2 separate regions of the Mus musculus genome follow, and region 1 is linked to region 2. Evidence: chromatin loops called from intact Hi-C (ENCODE). Cell type or tissue: heart. All regions are shown on one strand. Links, peaks and the distances in the headings refer to the core of each region. The heading gives the core; the rest is flanking DNA.

Region 1 (10,499 bases), core at 761-8,760, 120 kb before region 2:
GTTAAGCGATATTAAGGAGTAGTGATTGTTTCTCCCTGTTATTATTGATGATATTTTTTATGATTGTGTGGTTATCTTCTTTTCGGTTTCTTGAAAGATGATTACTTTCATGCTTTTTCAAGTAGTTTTCCTCCTTGAGATGGCGTTTTCCATCTATTATCCTTTGTAGGGCTAAATTTGTGGAAAGATATTGTGTAAATTTGGTTTTGTCATGAAATATCTTGGTTTCTCCATCTATAGTAATTGAGAGTTTGGCTGGGTATAATAGTCTGGGTTGGCATTTGTGTTCTCTTATGGTCTGTATGAGATCTGTCCAGGATCTTCTGGCTTTTATAGTCTCTGGTGAGAAATCTGGTGTAATTCTAATAGGCCTGCCTTTATATGTTACTTAACCTTTTTCCCTTAGTGCTTTTAATATTCTTTCTTTGTTTAGTGAGTTTGGTATTTTGAGTATTATGTGACAAGAGGAATTTCTTTTCTGGACCAATCTATTTGGAGTTCTGTAGGCTTCTTGTATGTTCATGGACATCTCTTTCTTTAGGTTAAGGAAGTTTTCTTCTATAATTTTGTTGAAGATACTTACTGCCCCTTTAAGTTGGGAATCTTCACTCTCTTCTCTACCTATTATCGTTAGGTTTGATTTTCTCATTGTGTCCTTGATTTCCTGGATGTTTTGGGTTAGGAGTTTTTTCCATTTTGCATTTTTTTTACTATTGTGTCAATGTTTTCTATGGTATCTTCTGCACCTGAGATTCTCTCTTCTATCTCTTGTATTCTGTTGGTGATGCTCACATCTATGACTCCTAGTCTCTTTCCTAGGTTTTCTATCTCCAATGTTGTCTCCCTTTGTGATTTCTTTATTATTTCTATTTCCATTTTTAGATCCTGGATAGTTTTGCTTAGTTCCTTCACCTGTTTGGTTGTGTTTTCCTGTAATTCTTTAAGGGATTTTTGTGCTTCCTCTTTAAGATCTTCTATCTGTTTACCTGTGGTCTCTTGTATTTCTTTAAGGGAGTTATTTATGTCCTTCTTAAATTCCTCTATCATCACCATGTAATGTGACTTTAAATCTGGTCTTGCTTTTCTGGTGTGTTGGGGTAACCAGGGTTTACTGTGGTGGCAGAACTGGGTTCTGATGATGCCAAATAATCTTGGTTTCTGTTGCTTATGTTCTTGAATTTGTCTTTTGCCATCTGGTTATCTCTGGTGTTTGCTGGTCTTGCTGTCTCTGATTTTGGCTTGTCCCTCCTGCAAGCCTGTGTGTCAGTACTCCTGGAAGACCAGTTCTCTCCAGGAGGAATTTGGGTATGGAGAGCTATGGTACAGGGTCAGCTCTGGTATGCAAATAGAGACCAGAAGGATCCTGTCCCCAGCTGATTTTTGTTTCCTATGTCCTGATGGCTCTGTGAGGGTCCCTCTTGGACCAGGAATGTGAAAAGAAGTGGTGATCTTACCTGTGCTTGCAGGTGTGTAGGCACTCCTGGGAGACCAGCTTAATCCTGGCAGTATTTGTGTATGCAGCTCTGTGGCACAGCATCAGCTCTGGGCACAGACAGAGACTGGAAGGCTCCTGTCCCAGGCAACCCCTTGGTTCCTGTGTCGTGAGGGCTCTGGGCTGGTTCCTCTGAGCAGCAGTGGTGGTCCTACCTGTACTCATAGGTCTATCCACACTCCTGCGAGGCTCACTCCCTCTCTGTGCTATTTGGGTGTGAAGCCCTGTGGCAAAGGATCTCAAATGTTTTCCTTCCTCTCCTTCTATTATATAATACAGCACTAAGTTGATATCAGTAGTTAAGTTTTTAATCTATATTAGTATATTTAAATTGTAAATATTCCAAAAGGGACTTTACTATTTTGTCTTGGAGAATAATTAGTGTTTTGGGTGTGGTGTGGGGATAGTTATATCATGTTAGGTAAAACTATGACACCATTGTCTTTTGTTTGTTTTAAGACGGGTTCTCATAGATACCTAGTTTGTTTCATTTAAGACAGGATCGGGCCAGGCTTGGTGGCACAAGCCTTTAATCCCAACACTCAGGAGGCAGAGGCAGGTGGATTTCTGAGGCTAGCCTGGTCTACAAAGTGAGTTCCAGGGCTATACAGAGAAACCGTGTCTCAAAAAAATAAAATAAAATTTTAAAAAGACAGGATCGGTAGCTCTGTAGCTCAGGATAAACTTGAACTTCTGATCTGCTTACTGAACATCCCAACTTTAAGGATTATATCTGTGTACCACCATGACCAACTTATGTGGGACTGGGATTCAAACCCAGGCCTTCATACATGTTGGGCAAGCACCCTATCAATTATGCCTCATTACAACCATTGTTATTGTCTTTATTTGGAAATTAAGTGTAACATAAGAAGTGGTGGGGTGTCAAAGGAGAAACATGTGATGGTTGTTCTTGATTATAAATTTAATGGGATCTAGAATGACCTGAAAAATACTCTTCTGATTGTATTTGTGAGAATGACTCCAGAGATTAGCTGAACATCCATTCTCAGATTGGGTGGCACCTTCTAACAGGCAGCCCTATGTAGAGAGGGTTAAGGAAAATCCAGTGTGTGCCTGCCCACCTTCACTTCTTCCTGAGTGCATCTGTCATTACTTTTGCCATGCTCCACTGATATTATACTCAAGGTTCTTCAGCCTTCCAACATGGTCTCAATATAAAAGATCAGAGACTCTTTTGGGAATGGGAAAGTGAGGAAAGGAGGGAGGGAGGAAGAGAGGGAAGGAGGGAGGGAGGCGAGTCCTGTGTCCTGTGTCTTCAATGCTGAGACACCAACTCTGTGGACAGAGTAGCCACTGAATTCTTTGGCTCCAAAGCAGTGATTGTCAACCTTCCTAATGCTGAAACCCTTTAAGACAGTTAGTTCCTTGTGCTGTAGTGACCCCAAACATAAAATTATTTTCACTCTTACTTCATAACTCTAATTTTGCTACTGTTGTGAGTCATAATGTAAATAATTTTGGAAATAGAGGTTTGTTGAAGGGATTATAGCCCACAGGTTGAGAACCATTGCTATAAAAGATATTAATGGTTGTTTTTTTAATACCCAGAACCTATCATACAAATCATCTAAATCAATCTCTCTGTCTCTCTGTCTCTGTCTCTGTCTCTGTCTCTCTCTCTCTCTCTCTCTCTCTCTCTCTCTGTGTGTGTGTGTGTGTGTGTGTGTGTGTGTGTGTGTGTGTGTGTGTTGGTTTGAATATGCTTGGCCCAGGGAGTGGCACTAATAGTGTGAGACCCCGACTTAAAGCGTCTCCCCCAAGCTTGTTTTCCCTGATTTCTAAAAATACAGCCAGAAAGAAGCTCTTTGTTCTCTATAGCCAGCAAAAAAGCCTTTTTGTTTCTATACCTTACAACCAGAGTTGTGATAATTGTAAAAAGACCTAGCCAGGTACTTGCCTGGCTCCCTGTGCCAAGGACACGGAGATAGACTCCACAAAGAAGAGCTACAACTCACTCCCCACTCCTCATGCCTTGTAATTTTACCAAGGACACCCGCCAGAGATGAGCTGTAGCCAACTCATCCTCCCAACTCCTCCCAATTCCTCACGTTTTTCCTCTAAAAGCCCCCTACTGTTACCGATAGGGAGCTCATCCTCAGCTGACAATAAAGCCTCTTGCAGTTTTGCATCAGGTGTGGTTTTCTCTCGAGTTATTGGAGTGCTGGCCAGCTCATCCCGGGACTTGAGCGGAAGTCTCCCCAGTTTCGGGGTCTAACAATAGTAGGTGTGGCCTTGTTGGAAGAAGTGTGTCACTGTAGGGATGGGCTTAGAGACCCTTCTCCTAGCTTCCTGGAAGCCAGTCTTCTCCTGTTCTTATTTTTATTCTGTATAAGTTCATCAGCCAATGAGGTTACTTGATCGTGTCTTCAAAACTTTTAAGTCCAAAGTGCTCCTCATAAGCAAGAGCCTCTTCCCCCAGTCACTCTATGGTGTCCTATTCTCAGGGCCTTTGAGAGTCAGTCATAGTTACAAACACATTCAATTACAAATGAAAAAGATGTCCCCTTTTGATTTCAATTCCCTTGAACTTGGTTGACTTTAAGGCAGAGAATGTATGACCCAGTCTTGCAATCCAGGTCTCTTTGTATGCATGCTCAATTAGTATTTTTTAAATGTCTTCTTTGAATCCATCTGTTCACTGTGACATAAGGTCAGTCATTTGTCTCTACCAAGAAGCAGAGGCTCAGTTCAAATCTCAGTTCCTCCCTCTCCCCCTACAGTGCTGGTCCTGTCTATTTTCAATAATTTTCTGGGTGTCACCCTGAAGAATGTCAACCATGTCCTCAGCTCTGACATTGTCATGGAATTCAAAGAGCATGGGTCCCAACGATAAACATATCACTGGAAGCTGGATTCATCTGGAATTTTTTTCGTTACTTCCCATATGTCACTGAGTGTCTTCTCTTGCTTACTCAGTAAAAGTCCCAGTATCCGAAAAAGAACCAAAGAACTACAAAGAAAAATCCAGGTCTATGATTTAACACGCTTGGTCTTGTGTGTCTCTGCGGTTGGACGAGAGGAAAGCTTACACACTGCTTTAAAAAGATTTTTTTACTGGCAGCTTATGATCAGGACTTCGTAATTTAATATGTTTTCTAACTCTGAAACTAGTTTGTTGCAATGAGGAGCTACCAAAAGTATGTAAGTGTCAAGAGTTAGCCAGGAAAAACAGAAGCATTTATTAAAACTTTTGCTTAATTGTCTGAAACCTGGAGCAGCCACTTGCAGCTCGTGTTCCAGGGAACTGCGGATTCCAATGCGTAAAGGTGCCACTTAAGGAAGCCCGGCTGCGCACCCACGCTAGGTAGCTGAATTCAACCAGGAAACGTGGCAAGCGAACAGCCAATCAGGCCACTCTGAGTGCAGAAGTGATTCGTCGGTTCCGGCGCAGTGGGTGGGTCCTGCAGCTCCGGGCGCGGCTCTTGCCTTGGGTCCCTCGCCCCCGCTGCTATCGCGGCTTCCGGCGGCGGGCGAGCGCCCCGCTGCTTCCTACGCTGCGGATTGGACCGCTGGAGCCCCGCGCCTCCACAGCTGCTTAGAGAAGGAGGCGACAGCAGACCTCTTTGGAGGACAACACAGGTCCTGCCCTCTTTACCCTCCCCTGTTCCCAATCCCACCGCCCTGGGGAACTGCCTAGTGCCCGAAGGTCAGGAAGGCACGGACCGCCACTGCTTCCAGACCCGAGGCTGGTTTCTGCCGCTTCCAGGCTCTTCCCCCTCCCTTCGCGGCCCTGAGGACCGTGGAGGCACTGGTTGCTAGGTGCAACCTTTTGATATTGTAGTCTACAAAGTTCACTCTGGAGAACAAAATCGCATAAAGAAACTTAACATTTTACAGTTTTGTGTTTGGCCTGTATTCACAGCTGCCCTCAGCTACAGGTTGGACAGGTCTGAGCAGTTAATGAGTCAAACTTTTGACCAAGTATTTATGTTTGATAAAAGATCTCTATTGGAGATCCTCTATTGGAAAACTGTATTTATCTCCAGATCTTTGACATCTTTCCCATGTTTACATTTTTTGAGGCAATGTATAGAACTAACATGCTTCCACTACATTTTTGTGATTTATCTTGATTTATCATTTCTATCTTTCTTTGCCTCGCTTTCCTACTGCCAGTGTCTTCCAAATTTTCATCTGCTGTTTTGTCTGGTTGTTGTTGTTGTTGTTGTTGTTGTTGTTGTTGTTGTTGTTGTTGTTGTTTGGGGGTTTTTTTGGTTTTCTGTAGCTTTAAGTAGTGCTTTTGACACCAAAGCATGAACAGGTGGACACATGCACACTGCCTTAGATGAAGATATTAACACCTCTACTATCAGCTATGCCTAAACATTTACATTGAATTCTCATGCATTTAACAAGTATTGAGACACTGTTGTTGGCATCAAGAATACACTGAGCAAAACTGAAGATAACTCTGTATTAAACGTACCACGACATTAGGATATTGTAAGAAAAACAGAAAATATGAATAGTAAATTTCTAGTGTGTGAATTAAGAAACCCACAGACTCTGGTAAATGATATCAACAGTGAGATCGTGGAAACAGTCTCAGTTGGAAGAGTGTGATTCCAAATAGGGTAAAATGAACAGACCCCGGGTCCAAGCACTGCACATAGCACTGAGGAGAATATGGCTGCCACGGGTGCAGTTGGGAGAGTAAGAAGACTTAGGCATCTGCCTAGCATGCTTGAGATTCTTGTTAAATCCCCAGCATTTCAGAACAGTCGAGGGGGTGAGGGGGTGAAAGGAGGATGCTTACTCCATGATCCCTCCGCTGGAGCGTACATGGGCCTTTGAGTTCAGTATTCGTTAGTGCACAACTGGATCTTAGGATTCTGGATCTCATGGCTGGGTGGAGACGGTGGAAGCAGAGAGACAGAAAGCAGGGGAAACAGCAAGAAGGAGTAACAACCTGAGGACGACCTGATCTCAGTCCTACAGGCTTCTGCTCTCGTTCCTACAAAACGCCCTTCTGCCAGACTCAACACAGTGGTTTCTTCCTCTCTGCTTTTGAATTTGTCCTCTACCCTGAAGCTGGGGAAGATGGGTGATTTTCCCGAAGTAGAATATTGGAAACCTGGGCCAATCAATCACCTATAAAATGAGATCAGTAACAGTTTCTGTCCCAGGTTATGGAATACCAATTATCCATGTAAAGTGCACAAAGCCATGTCTGGTACTCAGCCTGATACTCAAGAGTGTTTTCTGTTATTTTGCCTTATATTTTAAATATATCACTATATATTTGTTACTGTAAAAGCATTTGGGATATAGAAACTATTCCCTAACCCTGATGTATTTGCCAGACACATGTTCAGCATTTAGTTGCCTGGTAAGCACTATTTAGATCCTAAAGATACAGTAGTATTTAAAGCCAGTGTAAATCACCCCTTTACACAGTCTATCTAGGTTACTAAATATATACAGGATGAATTAATAAATATTGCCAAGTATACCAACAACCCTAAGCCACTCATTATTCAAACTCCATACCCACACGTGGCCTGGACAGAAGTCATCAGTATACATCAGTCTATCATTAAGTGATCCTGGTTTTATCCTTTCAAGGGTGGTGATTTCCCCTCTTGCTTCTAACATGCATCTGTGCACCGTCAGGAGCACATCTTGGTATGTGGTGAATGGTGGCAGCTTGACGCAGGAGAGGCAGATAGTGATTTTTCAGGACACAGTGAAGAACAGCTGTTGCACTTCTGTTTTACACTTCAGTGTGCAACATAAGAAACACTGCACAGGTAGGCAGGGAGCTGCCGGCATTTGTGGTTTGCACCTTGACAGATTTAAGTGTGCACAAAAGGTATCAGAGGAAGGCTAACACTATTTTGTGGAGGTTTTTTTTTTTCCTGAATGTTGGAATATCACATTTTATAATAAGTTGTCCTCTCCCAGGGAGATTATGTTCATTTCTGCAGCATGATTAGAGGGTGAATGATAGGGTCAGACAAACCAAGAGGAGAACTGAGCAAATAAATTAAAAAATCCTCTAACCCCACTTTCTTAACCATCTCTAGTTGTTCCTTCTATGGCTGTGGTGTGCACAATGTTGCCCAGTAATAGCTTTAGTTGAGGCCAGTGCTTATTATATACAATGGAGAAAGGTTCTAAAGTGTATTTTTTTAATTACTAATTACAGTTTTGGGGGAGAACTTACAGTCATTGCCTTCTTCTCTTGTTTTTTTTCTCTTCTTTGCAGCCTTCATTCATGTTCTGAGACGACTGTCACTTGCAACCATGGATCCTGCAGTGTTAATGGAAGCCATTGTGGAAGAAGTGAACTGTCCTATCTGTATGACCTTCCTCAGGGAACCTGTGAGCATCAGCTGTGGCCACACTTTCTGCCACAGCTGCCTCTCTGGACTCTGGAAGCTCCCAGGAGAGTCCCAGAACTTGAGCTACACCTGTCCCCTTTGTCGAGCTCCCGTGAAGCCAAGGAAACTCCGTCCCAATTGGCAGCTGGCCAGTGTTGTAGACAAGGTCCGTCTGCTAGGCTTCTGTATGGAAATGGGACTAAAGACCGATGTGTGTGATCTCCACAAGGAACAGCTAACCATGTTCTGCAAGGAGGATGATATGGTAACCTGCGAGGCCTGTAAGCAGTCCCCAGAGCATGAAGCCCACAGTGTTGTACCCATAAAGGATGTTGCCTGGGAATATAAGGTAAATAGTAGAACCAGGCCAGCCTGTCCTCTGCCTCTCATCTGTCCCTCTCTATATTAGATGCCTGTCTTTAAAAGCTGATCCCTGGCCCCTGGTAGCTACAGATCCTTACATCTAATGTTCTGAGCCATATCTTTTCCTTCACTCATGACTCTCTTTGGTTTTCTTCTCTCCCATTTCCTCTGTGTCCCATCTTGAGTCTTAACATGGAAATACCTAACCAGAGGATGTGTTTGGTGTTGAGATATTGAAGTAAACTCTTGGTTTCAGATGGAGTTGTAGGTGACTTAAATGAGTTTACATGTGATGACTATTATTTATTATTATTTATTAGTGAAGAACCTGCAAGCTTGCTTTACCAGGACCATGCATGTCTAGTTACTTGGCATTAGCTGATTCATTTTAACCTTCTATTTCATAAACACAACTCAGGCCTAGTAATTTTGGATCGTGATAACATTATTTTGGAGCAAGAAGGGATCACAGATGAGTCACTTCAGATTGGTTGGCCAATTGCCAGGCATGCTTATGTATACTAAGCATATGTTAATTCTCACAGTATCCATATTATCAGGTCTTTTCTGACTTTCAGTTACGTTAGTTGAAGAGAGATGTCTTAGTTAGGGTTTCTGTTGCTGTGAAGAGACACCATGGCCATGATGACAGCAAGTCTTATAAAAGAAAACATTTAATTAGGGCTGGCTTACAGTTCAGAGGTTTAGTCCATTGTCATGGCAGGAAGCCTGGCAGCATATAGGCAGATCCGGTTCTGAAAAAGGAAACGAGAGTTATACATCTGCGTTGGAGGGCAACAGGAAGAGAGGGTGACACTGGGCCTGGCTTGAGCTTCTAAAGCCTCAGAGTTTGCCCCCAGTAAGACACTTCCTCCAACAAGGCCACTCCTACTCCAAAGCACACCTCCTAATAATGCTACTCCCTATGGGCCTATTGAGACATTTTCATTCAAACCACCACAAGAGAAAAAAAGATGGAATAGGGAGCTTATTCTTTGTCTCTTTCCCACACTTTGGGATAAGTCATCTCCATCGCGTGCACTGTTTATTTGTCTTAACCACTGTGATCAGCTGCCAGCTGCCACCTTGCTCTTTTCCCAGATTAAAATGTAAGAATATATAGCGACTTCTCAGAATCAGCATTCTTCTCTACAGGACAGATATCTAACAGTAAAAGTATGTATACTTTGCTTTGTTTTAAGAGTTTAGAACAAGGGGATAACTTAGCATTTTGACATACAGGCTAAGAGCTTGGTTAATTTTCAGCCCTGTCATTTACTAGCTGGGTGGCTGTGGATAGGTCACTTCCTGGGCCTCAGTTTTCTTGTCTATAAAATGGTAATGACACCAACATCCAGGGACTGTATTTATATCAGTTATTATTCTTGTTGCTGTCATCAAGTCCCTGATTAGAACCCACATAAGGGAGGAGAGGTTTATTCAAAAGAATACAGGTTATTGTGTTGGGGAAGTCGCAGTGACAGGAGCAGTAGCAACTGTTCGTGTGATATATGTAGCTGGGAAGCATGAAGAGGAATGAAGACCAGGCCATAAAACCTCTAGGTCTGCCACACAGTGATCCACTTTCTCCATCTGAGCTCCACCTCCTAAAGTTCACTCCAACCTTCCCAAAGACCATCACCAGCTGAGGATCAGGTCCAGGTCTTCAAACGCATGAACCTGTGGAAGACTGTTCCCTTTCAAACCCCAGCAGTGTTAGTGTATATGTAATACTTGAGCCATATCTGATGCTTTATAATTCTTTAACAAACCAAGTGACTGTTATCAGAATGAAAGGTAATAACTGAGTACTTTTGTCTTTCTGGTAAGAATATTTTACATGATCCTAGGAAAGCCTTTATTGTGTATCTGAATCACCCAGGGAGCTTGCCAAATTCCAGTTCTCAGTTGATATGTGTTGGGTAAGACTCAAGCTTCTGCCATGCTGATATTCCTGGCTTTGGACCACACTTTCAACAGCAAGTTCTGGGAAATAATAGAGAACAGGACTAATGAGAGGAGAAATAGTCCTGGCTAGGAAAGTCAGGTTATATATCTTTATAGACGCTTGAGGACTGTGGGAGTTAAGATGACTCTCAACCCAGAAAGCCTCCCTGCATGTCACATGGGCAGAGGCTGTGCCTTCCGTGGCAGTCCTTTTCCTCTTATGTTATCCCAGCCAGCTGCCTGAGGAACATTGGGAAGCCCCTGTCAGCCTAGAGTGCTCCAGTGGCCTCCTGATGGGGCACGCTCATGATCCTTCTGTCTCTTGCAGTGGAAACTCCAGCAGGCTCTGG
Region 2 (10,499 bases), core at 797-8,796:
GGTGGTGGTGGCCAAATTTGATTATGTGGCACAGCAGGAACAAGAGCTGGATATCAAGAAGAATGAGAGATTATGGCTCCTGGGTGACTCTAAATCCTGGTGATGAGTTGGAAATTCCATGAATAAAACCGGTTTTGTCCCTTCTAACTATGTGGAAAGAGAAATTAGTGCTCAGAAAGCATCTATTGTTAAAAACCTGAAGGACACCTTAAGTCACAGGGATTGGGTGTGGGAAGTTTCAGTGTTACAGAACACACCAGGAAGCTCACAGAAAATGATCCCGGAGCTGTGTCAACAAACTTTGAAAAGAGAACACAGAATTTTTACTCAAAATGAATTGGTTAAATAACTTTAAAGATTTTTTTCAGCATTGGGGAAGTGAAAAGAAAACCCGGTGTTCTAGATACTGCATCTCCTGCTGATGATAGCTTTGTTGATCCAGGAGAATGTCTCTATGACCTTAACATGCCTGCTTTTGTGAAATTTAACTACATGGCTGAGAGAGAGGATGAATTGCATTGATAAAAGGGACCAAGGTGGTCGTAATGGTGAAATGCAGTGATGGATGATGGCATGGCAACTACAACAAACAAACTGGATGGTTTCCTTCAAACTATGTAACTGAAGAAGGTGACAGTCCTTTGGGTGATCATGTAGGTTCTCTTTCAGAGAAATTAGCAGCAGTTGTCAATAACCTAAATATGGGTCAAGTATTGAATGCTGTACAGGCTCTTTACCCATTTAGCTCATCCAATGATGAAGAACTCAGTTTTGAGAACGGCGATGTAATGGATGTTATTGAAAAGCCGGAAAATGACCCAGAGTGGTGGAAATGCAGGAAAATCAATGGCATGGTTGGCCTGATGCCAAAAAACTATGTTACCATTGTTCAGAATAATCCATTAACCTCAGGTTTGGAACCATCGCCTCCACAATGTGATGACATTAGGCCTTCACTCTCTTGGAAGTCTGCTGGCAATCCTTGGTATTATGGCAAAGTCACCAGGCATCAGGCAGAGATGGTATTAAATGAAAGAGGGCATGAAGGAGACATCCTCATTTGTGACAGTGAGTCTTCGCCAAATGATTTCTCAGGATCACTAAAAACACAAGGGGAAAACAAACATTTTAAAGTCCAGCTGAAAGAGACTGTTTACTGCATTGGGCAGCAGAAATTCAGCACCATGGAGGAACTTGTAGAACATTACAAACAGGCACCGATCTTTACAATGAACAAGGAGAAAAATTATATCTTGTCCAGCGTTTGTCTTGATAGTGCTCGTCAGCAGTGACTGCTACACAACTTTAACTCGTCATGTAACTGGAGACTGAGAAAGTGCTGGGCCAATTGCACTTGCTTGGAAAGTGCTGTTTCTAACTATATGAGAATTGACTATAATCCGTGAGTACTTTTGTGATAACTCAGACCATACGTATATACTACATATGCAGTGCATCTCTAGAGAAGAGTTCTTTATTCTTGGTCTTCTGTCTTACTGTTTTCTTTGCTGTTTTTCTCTTTCCTTCCGACAATGAAGGTTTTGTATTCTGAAATGAATAATTTGGTTTAAAATCTTTATATGGAAGAATTCTTTTATTGCTGTTTCTTTATTTCCTTGTAAAGATAGCCTGTTCTCTCATAGTTCCTCTTCACATAAAATTATACCTATATGGCATATGATAAAGGACATTTCTTGTAAAGTGTTCATCTTTTCTGTGACTAAATAGCAGTAATAAACATAAAATAAGAAATTTTTTAAAAAGATTTGAGTTTCCCTTCACTTCCTGTGGGAAGTGAAAGGAGGAAGTAGGTGGCTCCTGGAGGAAGTAGAAGTGCTGCCATAAATAACATATATAATAAATCATGTAATATGCTATATCATCATATATTATATTGCTTTTAGCCTGTTTTTTACTGTTTCTAAGAAAAATCTGAGCAGTTTTCTGGTGAATTTTTTACATTATTTACATTAAATATTATTTATGTTAAATAAATCAAATTTTTCTAACAAAATAAGTAATATTCCAGCATATCTGTTTTCTCTCCTACATTGTATCTACCAAGCATCACCATTTTTAACTTTGCTCCATTAAGCTCTTTCCAAAGCATTACCTGTAACCAGTAACTGTTTTATATATAATTCCTAGTAATGAGGTTATGGAAACCATCATCTTGAGTGTGCATCATCAGAACAGGTGGTCAGTAAAACTGGGCCATGACTTGTTGAGAGTGGAGGTGTGGCACCAAATTGAAAATCTCATCTATGTCTGTGTCTTAGTGAAATTAATAGATCGAGATAATGATGACGACGATGGTGATGATGATATGACAGTAACAAGAAGTGAAGCTATGGATTAGGATCCTTATTTTTAAAAAAGAAAGAAAGAAAAAGAAAGGATACAAAGAGAAGGCCTTGTCTTTGAGGAAAAGAGCAAGTCTGGAAAGACCAGTCTGCTGCTGCCTTACTTCCCATCCTCCACAACTATAAAAAAGAAAGGTATGTTTTTTTTAATGAATTACTCGATCTGTGATATTTTATTATAGGGATCAACAAAGGCTTTAACCATGAGAGTAAAGGGCTATAATTCTGATACATTGTTAAAACCAGCAAGTGGTCAGCCCTCCGTCATCCTTTTTGGTTTGGTTTGGTTTTTCTTGGTTTTTCGAGACAGGGTTTCTCTGTATAGCCCTGGCTGTCCTGGAACTCACTTTGTAGACCAGGCTAGCCTCGAACTCAGAAATCCGCCTGCCTCTGCCTCCGGAGTGCTGGGATTAAAGGCGTGCGCCACCACACCCGTCATCCTTTCTTGTCCCTCTCCCACACCCGTTGGTCCTTTCTTGTTTCCAACTGGTCCTCCTTCTGCTTCCATATTTTTGGGGGCTTCTTAAGTCACTAAATTAGAAATAAGTAGAAGAAGCTTTTCCTGTCCTGGACAAAATGTACTTGCATATCACCAGGGACAACTTGGGTTGCCAATACACACTCAAGTTAGTAGAGAATATGATTAAAACCCAAAGTATAAACATCTCACTTCACCAACACACTAATAATGTGCTAGACAATAATATCAATAGCATTAATTCTTCCCAAATAAAGACTTGGGTCATTTTGTCAGGGAGAGGGAAGTTTGAAATATCAAAGTACTATCTGTGAGTGAAGGGAGTTTGGGTCTTCAGTAGGTGGGGTCTTCAAACAATTACCAAGGTGGGAGCTGAGGCAGCTCTGAGTACAATATGTTAGTAGTCCTGTGTGCACATTATAGAGTATATATCAGCACACCCCTAGGGTGTGCATTAATCTCTCTATCCAGTGTGTAAACTGAAACAGAGCATCCTCTGGTGGTGAATAGCAAAATAGACATTGACTCTACCCTCTGCCTTATTTTGGGACCCAAGTTCTTTGCCTGCAGGAAATAGCAGCAGACCTTCCGTGGTAGAAGCAGAGTCGTTTTCTGATGTTTATAGATGTCTTCGTCCTTTCGGATGCTTGACTCTTTTTCATTCTGCTTTCTAGGACTGTTGTGCTCCAGGAACCAAGCCCCAGTACAACAGCACAATCTAGACAGTAGATGTTGCCTGGCGGCCTTTCACTAAGAGAGATCTCTTAAACAGGACTAGAAATTTCAAATCACAGAATGGTTTTGTTTCCTAAATATAATAAATAGCGAGGAAAATTCCACTGCTGTTTTTAGCGCAAGTTATAATACAATATCAATTGTCCATAAGTCTTAACTCCCTTCACTGGTACAACACATACCTTGACATCATAAAGAATAAATTTCTAGCCCCAAACTATTTGAAAAGAGCAAAATCACACAACAGAGTGGTGGGAAATGGGTATACTTCAAGTACTCTGTACAATTAATATATACTAATAAAAAACAGTGACGGTGGCGGGATCAGTCTTGGGGGAAGCTATCCATCCCTGTAGGAAACAGATGGTGACTCCTCCCTCTCCCATTCAGACCTCTTCTCTCAGAAGCTCCCAGGTAAGAAGAAAAGACCAGTGTCAAAGATCGATATCCTGTAGATTACATTCTGTTAAAGGGGACAAGGGGGCCTTAGAGAGACCCAGGAGGACAGGTACTGAGTTTTTTCCCTGCCTGTGGCCAGGAGTCAGTTTCTTGCACCTCTGACCTCTCTCCTCCCACTCTCTGCCCTGTCTCTGCCCAGTCTCCGCCCAGCCTCCGCCTTCTCTGCCTCTAACCTCCTCTTGCCACTCAACTCCTCACTCCTCCCCTTGCTCCTCCCTCTTCCTGCTAGACCTGCCTCTGAGAGGAAACTGAAAGTGAAATTTGGACTGCAGGCTTGCAAAAGCGAAGCTGGGAGCACATAACTAAAGCTGAGGACCCTGGTTAGGTGAGTGAGACTGGGACCCCTGGCCGGCCTAGGTGGGCTCTTTATCCCCACACCAGATTCAAGGAGCCTCTTCCCATCAGCACCCCACACTCGGGAATTTGCGAACCCACCTGCTGCTTCTTTTCATCAGAGTTGTCTTGTCCTAGCCCTGCAGAGCTGCCCATGCTGGCCTGTGGAAGCTGGGCTCTGAAAGTGACTTTCCTAGTGCCCTGGACTAGCTGAGACGACAGTCCTAGCAAGGGCAGGAGAAGCAGGGTGGTGACCTAGGCCAGAGGGGAGCTCAGGGAAACCCTTACCCCTTGAAGATCCCTGCTTGAGGAGAGTGCTATCCATGTAGAAATTTCTGTGGATTTAAGATACTCCACACCCTAAAGGAAGTTGAGACTAGGTTTGGAGCAGCTTAGAGAAGAGCCCAGGGAGTGCTCCCCAAAAATGTTCACCGGTGAGCACACCTGCATGTTATGTACATAGACATTTATAGAGGGGAACATATGGGCACGCCTACATTGATGCATTTGTGCACAAGTATAGTTTGCATATAAAAACATCAATATATGTGTACATACATATATAAAAACATGCATATACACACATGCAACTCTTATAACTGGGCCATATACTCTTAGACAATGTACTCCGGATAATGAATGACATCTTACATGAACCTGAGTGGGGTCGCTAATGACACACCTAGGCTGCATTGTGTTGCCTATTGCACAACCACCATATGTGCAGCCTGTCATATTTGACAAAATGTCTACTATGATGTATAGCTGCATAAACCTTGACTCCTAATGCCTGACCCCTGTGGTTTCTGCCAAGATTAATGAAGACTAGTATGAGCTAACTCTGGTTGGAATATGGAGGGTCTGTGGTGATATGGTAAATGGTCGTTACTGCCATGACTGACGTCTCTGGGCAGTAGAGGCATAAGATGACAGAAAGGAAATGGGAGACGCCTAGACAGTGAGGGTTAAGCAGGGATGGGTGTGGTGACGGTGGAGCTGTTAGCAGCGTTACCCCCACCAGTTTTCTCTGTCTCTTCTAGAAACTCGGTTTCCCCTTCTGCCTGGCTTGCTCAGTGGGTGAGGCCGGAGGAGAGGCTCCTGTCATTCAGGTTGGTGCTTTTGCCTTCTGCCTTTCCCTCCTGTGTCATCGCTTGTCCACCTTGGCATTATTTGGGGGAGTTTGGGGTTTGCCTTGCTTTTGCTTTTGTCCTACAAACTCTCATTTTTATCTCTTCGCCCCTCTGCATCTCTCAAGATTCCACGGCAGATATCACCCTCTACAACCTCAAAAATGTCTCTGGAAAAGATGTGGGAGGAGGTCACCTGTTCTATCTGCCTGGATCCCATGGTGGAGCCTATGAGTATCGAATGTGGCCATTGCTTTTGCAAGGAATGCATTTTTGAAGTTGGGAAGAATGGGGGCAGTTCATGTCCCGAGTGCCGGCAACAGTTTCTGCTCCGAAACCTCAGGCCCAATAGACATATAGCCAACATGGTGGAAAACCTTAAACAGATAGCCCAGAATACCAAGAAGAGTACCCAGGAAACGCACTGCATGAAGCATGGAGAGAAGCTTCACCTATTCTGTGAGGAAGATGGGCAGGCCCTTTGCTGGGTGTGTGCCCAGTCTGGGAAACACCGGGACCACACCAGGGTCCCTATTGAAGAGGCTGCTAAGGTATACCAGGTAAGGCCTTAGCACAGACTAAAGAACATAGCCACTTTGTCCCCCAGAATGGTGGCTGAGAAGTTGGGGGATGAAGGGATAATTTCTCCCTTCATTGAGAGGAGCTTGTGTATGGAATACAACTTTATTTCTCAGCAGCAGAGGCAAAGCCATGGGAAAGGAGTCATGCATCGTGCTTCCTCGTGGCTCCCGGGTACATTAGAAATGCAGTGGCCCAGATCCCGTTACCCATTGGTGTAACTCTGTTTTTGTTAAGACATACTAGATTTCTTCCATAGTCTTTCCATCTGCCTCCTCCAACCTGGGGACTAACCTGCCATCTTTTTCTACAGGAGAAGATCCACGTGGCTTTAGAAAAACTGAGAAAGGGGAAAGAGTTGGCCGAGAAGATGGAAATGGATCTCACGATGCAAAGAACAGACTGGAAGGCAAGAGCTGTAGGCTGGGCTGTGTCCCAGGTCTTGACCTCAAGCAAGCCTTAACCATGACTGTGCCTATCCAAGGGGCGGTAGAGTTATTATATAGGTCACTCTCCAAGACCCATCCACACACTGTGACTCCAGATAGAGAGGAATTGAAAGAAAGGAAGGAAGAGAGGAGAAGGAAAGAGAGAAGGAAAGGAAGGAGGGAGGGATAGAAGAGAGTCAGGGATGAAGGGAGGCAGAAGGGAGGGAGGGAAGAGGAAAGAAGGAAGCTTAAAATCAGATGGGATTTTCCCCAATCTGGCACAAATATCAAGAATTTCTGGAGAAAGTTTAAGGTTTCGTCATTCCTTCTGACCCTGTCTCAGGGAACAGCATAGTCAACATTAGTTTCTTGGGTCTGTGATAGGAAGTCCACCTGACCTGGTGGCTGCTTGATGGTGAGCAAGTTATTAGTCCAAAGCCTGCTAGGGACCTAAAGCCTGTCACAGTGAGAATTTGCTGGTAGAAAATGAAATGCATCTGAAACTGGGTAGGAATGAGAGGCTCACAGCCAATCACAGACCCCAAATGAGTAGCAAAAACTTGACCCTCCCAAGATGGCAAAGACTGTTTTCCTGGGACCACTGCTTTCCACCCAGGGTATCAATGGGTATGGGAACAGGTCTTATGCTCTACAACTTGCTGAGATAGTAAGACAGAGGAACTCACATGGGCGTTAGTAGCTTTTGGAAGAAAGGTTGAGAAAATATCTGGTGCCGGAAGCATGCGTAGGTGGGGGGGGGGGGGGTCTAGGGGACAGACACCACCCAAGCTTAGGAAATTTTTATGGGAAAACTCTTGATGGTCCCCAATGAAGGAGCTAGAGAAAGTACCCAAGGAGTTGAAGGGGTTTGCAGCCCCATAGGAAGAACAACAATATGAACAAACCAATACACCCAGAGCTCCCAGGGACTAAACCACCAACCAAAAAGTACCCATGGCTCCAGCAGCATATGTAGCAGAGGATGGCCTTGTTGGATATCAATGAGAGGAGAGGCCCTTGGTCCTGTGAAGGCACTATGCCCCGATCTAGGGGAATGACAGGGTCAGGAAGCAGGAGTGGGTGGGTTGGTGATCAGGGGGAGGGGGGATAGGATGAGGGGTTTTTGGAGGGGAAACCAGAAAGGGGGGATAACAATTGAAAAGTAAATTAAGAAAATATCTAATAAAAAGAAAAAAGAAAACCTCTTGTCTTCCCCTTGCCACCACAGAGGAACATTGACACCCAGAAGTCGAGGATTCACGCAGAGTTCGCACTTCAGAATAGCTTGCTGGCTCAGGAGGAGCAGAGGCAGCTGCAGAGGCTGGAGAAGGATCAAAGGGAGTACCTGAGACTCCTGGGGAAGAAGGAGGCTGAGCTGGCTGAGAAGAACCAGGCCCTGCAGGAGCTGATCTCAGAGCTGGAGAGGAGGATTCGTGGTTCAGAGCTGGAGCTACTGCAGGTGCGACCCCTGCGCAGGCACAAGGAGTACCTTGGGAAAAGCCTGCGCTATATGGAACGGCTCTTAAAAAATGTGCTTGTTGTGTTTCTGTAAACTACCTACATTATCTTTAATGTGCTCTCGTTCTGCAGGTAGTCTCACTCTTTTCCCAAAATAAACTTAAAATAATTTTTTTCCGAAGCATAGGAACTAAAATAATCATGTATTCGTACTACTATTCTTTTTTCTAATTTTTCCCATAATGATGATAGCTCAGGTTCCTAAAGGGCACACTAGTGGCCTGCCAGGCTCAGGTTAGTACCGCTGCAATCTCACTCCATGGAAGAGAAAATGTTAATGGAATTAGTGGGAGATTCCCGTTAACTTACATCAGTTTATCTAAGTAGTAAGAGGCAGAAATTAAGATGACAGATTGTGTTTTAGAGTCAGTTCATACTCTAAAGTTGCATCCATTGCATCCACCCTTGGTATATTAGCCTGGTGTTGGGACACTCTAGGTTTCTTTTCTCATACCTGTGTCACTGTCTCAGTCAGATGCATACAGACATTTCTTTCTGCTTTGTATAGAAAAACTGATTGTATTGGTTTGACTTGGCAGGCTTCCTCTTGCCTGTCACTGAACTGAGCTTCCTGGTGCCTTTTTAAGGAGCCTAGGAGGCTGCCAGTTCAAATGTTATGGCTGTCACTGCCTGAGAATGAATAGTCTCACTTGAACTCACTCTAAATAGTGAAGAGGATTAGCCACAGCACAGGACAAAGCTTTTAACCAACTAGCCATTCCTCCACAAACAGTTCAAGCCCAAAAATAGCAGGGAACCTCTCTGGACATCTACCTAAGCCATTCTCTGCCTGAAGCTACCTCCCGGCTTCAGTCGGGTTCTGTTGTTTATCTTCCTCTTCTACTGGCTCCATGGCCAGCCCCGCTCCTCCAAGAACCCAGCCCTTGTAAGTCTCTTTCTCTGTCAGTCTTTAAATCCCTGGTCATGGCTAAAGGCCATAACCACGTTGGCTTCCTAGATATTCTGTGAGCCATCACATGCCATTTCTGGTAACGGTTTGTCAGAGTTATCTTTGGGGCCTTACCCAAGGGCGATGTCACATGGCCCCAGGAATGGCATCTCAGTGGTCAGTCAGAAACTCCAGAGTTGACTGTCTGTCTCTTCTCTCCTCAGGAGGTGAGGATCATCCTGGAAAGGTAAGGAAAGGGACCAGGAAGCATGTGTGCATAGAAACCTGGTCCACTCTAAGACGTTCTCTGCTTTCAAATGGCTAATGAACATATCAAATGATGAATTGCCCGATGAATATCAATCATCTTTGTACATTAAAAGTCTCCCACCAGAAAGTGGTAATCTGAGTCTGCTAGAACTCTCCTACGGAAAGACATTCATAAGTAATGAGTAAAACCGACAGCATGGCCAAGAGTCCTCCAAGTTCTTCACAGAAGTCATTCCACCTGTTAGATGGTTTGCTGTAAAATTAAATAAAATCCACAAGGCCATGACTTTGGGCTCTGGAAAGAGATGGAGATTTATTTGAGATTCCTAGAACTTGGAACTCCTAGATAGGAACTTTTTTTTCCTTTCCTGTGGACATTGAATGCATGTGTATTTGTATATTGGTATTGAGTTTAATTATTGAGCCGTCCATGAAGGAGAGCACTGGGGCCTAAGGTAGAAGATAGGAGCAGGAAGTAAGATTCTCAAACTCTTTCCCTAGGAGTGGATCCTGGAACCTGGACACGTTAGATATTGACGCCCCAGACCTAACAAGCACATGCCCTGTGCCAGGGCGGAAGAAGATGCTGAGGACATGTTGGGGTAAGGCGACATCTAGGAATTGTGGGCTAGACAGAAAGGGATAATGAGAGTGTGGAGTGGACAGTCATGAGGAACCCAGGGTGGTAATGTGTGGAAGAGGTGGCAAGTGGTACAGGTGGAGCAGAAGACATAGATGAAGTTTCCTCACATGTCAGAGGAAGGGCAAGAGTAACTGTGGGTCATTTCCTCACATGATGAGATTCAGGGTCACCCCTCACCTTTGAGTTTAAATGGATCTCCTCACTCTAGGCAAAGAGCAGCTGGCCTCATGCATCCAGTCTTACTTATGATCTTCTTTCTGCAGTTCATATTACTCTGGATCGCAACACCGCCAACTCATGGCTCATCATCTCAAAGGATCGGAGACAAGTGAGGATGGGAGACACCCATCAGAACGTGTCTGACAATGAGGAGAGGTTTAGTAATTACCCCATGGTGCTAGGTGCCCAGAGATTCTCCTCTGGGAAGATGTACTGGGAGGTAGATGTGACTCAAAAGGAGGCCTGGGATCTGGGGGTTTGCAGAGATTCTGTTCAGAGGAAAGGGCAGTTTTCACTCAGTCCCGAGAATGGCTTCTGGACCATTTGGTTATGGCAAGACAGCTATGAGGCTGGTACCAGTCCTCAGACCACCCTCCACATTCAAGTACCTCCATGCCAAATTGGGATCTTTGTGGACTATGAGGCTGGCGTTGTCTCCTTCTACAACATAACTGACC

The links. Hi-C counts contacts between places; a loop is a spot of excess contacts. Peaks named below come from ENCODE experiments on the same cell type or tissue, not always from the same donor. Only the 100,000 strongest peaks of a DNase experiment are listed, where the experiment ranks them.
Region 1: it touches region 2 in a loop (2.9-fold over the local background); 2 of 42 quality-filtered maps call a loop at or near these places.

The regions. Positions count from the first base shown.
Region 1 is chr7:102,681,737-102,692,235 of GRCm38, reverse strand. It overlaps Trim68 (tripartite motif-containing 68), which reads left to right and starts at 4,909. Exons shown (of 7, transcript NM_198012.4): 1 at 4,909-5,095; 2 at 7,725-8,188; 3 at 10,478-10,499. The coding sequence starts at 7,763. In heart, for the core only: no CTCF peak of the experiment used is centred there; a DNase peak (open chromatin) is centred at 4,945; H3K4me3 peaks cover 1,191 bases; H3K27ac peaks cover 1,287 bases.
Region 2 is chr7:102,559,250-102,569,748 of GRCm38, reverse strand. Trim21 (tripartite motif-containing 21) reads left to right here and starts at 4,267. Exons shown (of 8, transcript NM_009277.4): 1 at 4,267-4,360; 2 at 5,409-5,477; 3 at 5,624-6,055; 4 at 6,388-6,483; 5 at 7,731-7,961; 6 at 9,134-9,156; 7 at 9,681-9,781; 8 at 10,086-10,499. The coding sequence starts at 5,660. It also overlaps the pseudogene Gm5339. In heart, for the core only: a CTCF peak has its summit at 3,328; a DNase peak (open chromatin) is centred at 4,218; H3K4me3 peaks cover 961 bases; H3K27ac peaks cover 669 bases.